Linked DNA regions of Mus musculus: region 1 is linked to region 2. The links are chromatin loops, found by intact Hi-C in ENCODE. Cell type or tissue: gastrocnemius. All regions are shown on one strand.

Evidence for each region. Peaks named below come from ENCODE experiments on the same cell type or tissue, not always from the same donor. Only the 100,000 strongest peaks of a DNase experiment are listed, where the experiment ranks them.
Region 1: it touches region 2 in a loop (2.7-fold over the local background); 4 of 42 quality-filtered maps call a loop at or near these places.

The regions. Positions count from the first base shown.
Region 1 is chr4:58,910,232-58,912,731 of GRCm38, reverse strand. Ecpas (Ecm29 proteasome adaptor and scaffold) reads left to right here. Exons shown (of 49, transcript NM_172381.3): 1 at 1-256. The coding sequence starts at 235. Among named protein-coding and RNA genes, the nearest start is that of Ecpas, 1.3 kb to the left of the region's middle. In gastrocnemius, no CTCF peak of the experiment used is centred here; DNase peaks (open chromatin) are centred at 10, 435, 1,004 and 1,504; H3K4me3 peaks cover 2,500 bases; H3K27ac peaks cover 2,500 bases.
Region 2 is chr4:58,984,164-58,986,663 of GRCm38, reverse strand. Ptgr1 (prostaglandin reductase 1) reads left to right here. Exons shown (of 10, transcript NM_025968.3): 2 at 1,805-1,920. The coding sequence starts at 1,815. Among named protein-coding and RNA genes, the nearest start is that of Ptgr1, 1.7 kb to the left of the region's middle. In gastrocnemius, a CTCF peak has its summit at 1,363 (motif pointing left); DNase peaks (open chromatin) are centred at 238 and 1,354; H3K4me3 peaks cover 759 bases; H3K27ac peaks cover 391 bases.

The sequences.
Region 1 (2,500 bases), 74 kb after region 2:
CTTTTCCGAGTCCGCGTCTCTTCCTCCGTCCGGGCGCGTGTTCCTCCAGCTCCGACCAGGCGGACGTGACAGCCGCAGACCTTTAACGCCACAGCCCGGGGCGGGGAAGCTCTCCGCGGCAGCCAGGACAGCCCGGCTCCGCTCGGCCGCACGCAGGCTCCTCCGGAGCGGCCGCGCGTCTCCTCGGGCCCGGCCCGTCCTCCACCTCGCTGGGTCGCCGCAGCATCCCGGGCTATGGAGACCGGCTCCGACTCAGGTCAGAGGCCGCGTGCTTGCGTGCGGCTGAGGGAATGAGGCTCAGGTCCAGGGGTTGGCCCGCCGCGTCTGCGTCTCCCGCTCCGCGCCGGGGAAGCTTGGCGGCGGCAGGTGGGCAGGACGCGGCGCGAGCGAGGCAGCGAGGGCGGGCGAGCGGGCGCGCGAGGGGCCGGCGGAGGCGGAGGGGGAGGGGGGAGGATGGCTCAGCTCTTTCTAAATATAAGAGCCGGCGTGAGGCTAGCAAGCCGGGCGCCGAGCCGAAGAGCCGCCGCGCGGTCACTCGGCCGCACGGGCGGCAGCGGCTCCTCCGAGGCGCGAGGCTGAGAGGGAGCTCCCGAGTCGCGAGCTCGCGAGGCGCGGCGAGAGCGACGCTCGCAGCGCAGAGGACGCAGGCAGCGGGCGGGCCTCGAGGGCGCAGCGCGGCCCGCGTGAGAGACCCGAGGCGGCTCCGGGCCCCTGCGGCACGGCGCGGCGCGGCGCGGCACCGCACGGCACGGCACGGCGACGGCCGCGAGCCCCCCTCGCCGGCCGCCCGCCCGCCCCTCCCTCGCTCGCTCCCGGGCGCAACATGGCTGCGGCCGCCGCCTCCGCCTCCCAGGACGAGCTGAGTAAGTGCGGCGCGGAGCCTGCAGCTGGGAGCGGGATTTAACTCCACGCAGGACCGGGGCTGGGCCCGGCCAGACACGGGAGGCTGGGGGGGCGCGGGGCCGGGCAAGTGGGTGTGCGGTGGTCTCGGCACGGGGCTCCGGGGCTCAGGCCTGGCGGGAGGGCGGGCGAACAGGCGCGGGCCGCCGCCGCGGGCGCTCGTAGGCCGCAGGTTTGCAATGTCACGTCGTGAAATTGAAACCAGAGCCCCGGGCTTAGCTACCCCTGCTCGAAATCTGCTTCGGCCCGGGCTTTGGGGGGATCCCGGGCCCCTGGCTTGCTACCGGAGCTGGCGCGCGGCCTGTCGCCCCCAGGTCGGACTGTGTCCACCCGTCCGTTCCGTCAGACCCCCCGCATGTCCCTTGATTCTGACTGACGGGCGAATTCTGGACGTGGAGCTTTGGGGAAGGGGAGAGGGTTGCCTTTCCCGCACCTCCAAGGAATCGGCAGAAAGGTCACAGATGGGAGATGACTTTCAGGTTGAAGCTGTAAAGGCCAATAGGGCCGCTGTTAATGGCAGAAAAACAAAACAAAACAAAAAACAAAACGAGGGTGACGGAGCTGTCAGAAAGGAGAGAGTCCCACTCCATGCCAAGCGTTGCGATTTTCCAGGGGATGACGATCCAAGCTCGCTGGGAGCAGTGGTCGCCCTTAATGCCAGGCCGCCCAGCCTGCTGCCCGTGTTCCACTCTATGCTTTGTGGGAAGTGTAGTTCTAGGATGTTGTCAGCCTATTCTGGGGTCATAAATATTCAGTTTTCGTGAGATATGTAGGATAATCGATTGCGTTTTGGGTGGTTGGTTCAAATGCTTTAGGGTATTTACGAGAAACCTACTCCCCTATGTTGCCCTTCAGTAAAGACTAACAAAGAAAGGTGTTATTTGAGGATGATGTGTATTTTAAATGCCAGCATGGGTGAGGTGTTGTAAGCGTATGTTTGTGAAGCTTATGTTATTAAAGCGTCTCAATCGCCATGTGAAAGTAGTTAAACTTAATTTATGTTTCTTTGGTGCTTGGCATTTGAAAGCTACTTTTATGAACGTGATCTCACTTTTGCCCTCATAACAACCTTGTGTGGCAGGTAGGTAGGAATTATCCCTTGTTTCAAAGAGGAGGCATAAACGTTTAGAGGGATTAAGTTCCATGCTGCTTTGAACTGGTGGAGCAGGAGTGCTAGTTGCTCGGTTGGAAGCTGAAGTACGCGTTTGGTTTGGCTCTGGGAAGAAAGGAGACTCTGAGGAGAGCAAGAAGAGGGAGGTCTCCGGTACGGAGAGGTAGATGGAGGTGGCCACAGTGTTGAGTGTTTGCCTCACAGTCCCAATGGAACCAACACTTGACCTTTGAAGAGACCAATTTCTCAGTTTTATTTTTCAGTGTTTTTATGGTGGTGTGATACGCATCACAAGATTTATCATCCTAACCATGTTTTAAGTGTGAAGTTCAGGGTCATTGTGTACATGGACTCTGTTGTGCAATCACCACCTCCGTCCATCTTCAGGATTCTTCCATCTTTCAAGACTAAAATTCTGTAATTGTTAAACAACTCCTTCCCTCCTCTTCCTTGAATCCCCTGGCAGCCACTTTTCTGCTTTTTGTCTCT
Region 2 (2,500 bases):
ATGCGCAGTGAAAGCTACACTTGCAAGTCAGGCCATGTACGGAGAGGACCCTTTGCAAGGGGGACCTACTAGACCTGTGGCGACTTCAGAAGGACCAGGCGCTGCCTTTTTGGAAAAAGAGACGGAATTATGTATTCTTAAAACACAAGGGAAACCCGCCTGTGAAATAGATGTCTCCGCGTGTGAAAGTGCTTATCACACAAGTCCCATGACTTGAGTTCGATCCCTGAAACCACGGGTGGAAGGCGGGAACCCACTCCTGAAGTCGCTTTAGGCTCTCGGTGACACGCAAGCGCCCTCACCCACACACCTGCATCATGTACACACGAACTAGTAATAACAGTAAACTAGATTAAACCTGAGCGAGCATGCCTGTTATATCTTGGCATGTAGAAGCAAGAGGATGGAAGGTTCCAAGATAGCTTCTGCTATAGTGAGTTCAAGGCCAGCCTTGGCTACACAGACGGGCGCTGTAATCAGAAAAACAAGTTGAGCTGGGCAGTGGTGGCACATCCTTTAGTCCCAGCACTTGGGAGGCAGAGGCAGGCGGATTTCTGAGTTCGAGGCCAGCTTGGTCTACAGAGTGAATTCCAGGACAGCCAAGGCTATACAGAAAAACTCTGTCTCAGAAAAACTAAACCAAACCAAAACAAAAATCTAAGAAAAAGAAAAACAAGTTGAACTCATGAATATGGGGTGAAATGATAGTTATTAGAGGCTGAAAAGGGCTAAAAGTATTTGTGAAAGGGTACAGAAACATGAGTGTGGCTCTTTAAACAATAATGATATATAATAATAATAATAATAGTTCAAACCAAGCAGATTATTTCTCATGAAAATAGAAGCTAAAGAAGGCGATGGGTATGTTAGGCACTCTACATTGCAGACACTGTGTCCTATCAAGGTAAGTTTAAATTTGTCAATTAAAAAAAAATCTTACTTTGCAGGGCAGGTGACATGGAGGCTGGAGAGATGACTCAGACGTTAAGATCACTTGTATAGGGTTCGGTTCCGATTACCAGGCCACATAATGGTTCTCATGAAGCTCGGATTGTAAGATCACTAAGGCCAGCCTGGGTTTCGAGAACCCACGTTGCAAACAGCTACAAGCCAATAGGAAGGAAGGGTAGGGCTTTGGATTGGCTCTCCACCCTATGTCCAGGGTGAACTAACTGGTTAGCCTTGATTGCTTATCTGAAGAATTCACTGGGGTCCCACGTGATGATGGGTTGGTCTGGGTTTCTAACCCTTGAAAGCACTAGCTCCTTTGTCTGTTGGTTTTGCCTGGAGGCAAGATGAAACCAAATAATTGATTTCCACCTTGGAGCCAAAACCAGAGAAAATTAGATGGAGCCGCTGCGCCCCCTAGTGGCTATGAGGTCCATGCTTCTGTAGGAAAAAGACAAAACAAACCTGTGGTCTTTGGTTCTCTGTATTTGAGGCTTTCCTGAGGAGTCACAGCAGGAGAGGTGAGGAACTGCAGGACTTTGCACGTCCATTAGTTGTTTAATGTTCTAGAGAAATTCCAGCATGGCCCGGACAGAATTTTCCAGGTTACATTTTTCTTTGCTTTGAGTGTTTGTTTTAGCCTGTTTCCGCATCTACACACCTGAGTCTTGACAGGAAAATCATGGGAATAAAATGAGATCAGACACGTGAAGTGCTTAGCATAATGCCAGAAAGTTCTCAATGAATGTAATAGAATGATAATATGCTAAATGATAATAGGGCTATGTTTCCCAGCTTCAGTGCTATGCCCAGGGGCTCTAAGATGGTCATTGAGTCCACGTTTACCATGTTCTAGGTATACCAGGATGGTGCAGGCCAAGAGCTGGACCCTGAAGAAGCACTTCGAAGGCTTCCCTACGGACGGTAACTTCGAGTTGAAGACGACTGAGCTCCCACCCTTAAATAATGGAGGTAAGGGAGATCTTAGTGGGGGCTGCAACAGTTTGCATCTGCTGCAGAAAAGAGAGTCCCGCCATTTGACTTCAGACAATAGTTTTTTTTTTTTTAATTAGTTTACAGTTCTCTGTGTTAGCAGTTTGACTAGTATAAAAGTCTCATTGTCATTCTAAGGATAGCAGGCTTCCTGCGGCTCAGGCTGCCGTTCCGGGAGGCCAGATTGGGTTCCTTCCCTGCAGTGTGGTTCTGTGGTGGATCTAGAACAGCCTGGGGTTGGCAAACTCCAAAGTTTGAGAACTTTTCAAGCTTCTACTTATAGTACTTTTCTTAAAAATCCCATAGATCTAAGTAAGTTGTCCAGATTTAAAGGCTGGCAAATTCCTTTTTTTCTTTTTCTTTCTTTCTTTTTTGTTTCTATCTATCTATCTATCTATCTATCTATCTATCTATCTATCTATCTATCTATTTTGGCTACCTCTTCCTCGCCATGATCTGAGGTAACCACTGGGCTACATTCACAGCCCACAGATTTCTTGACCGGAAGGCCAGGACACAGTGGTGGGAGGTATCCGTGTCCATTTTGCAATCTGCCACA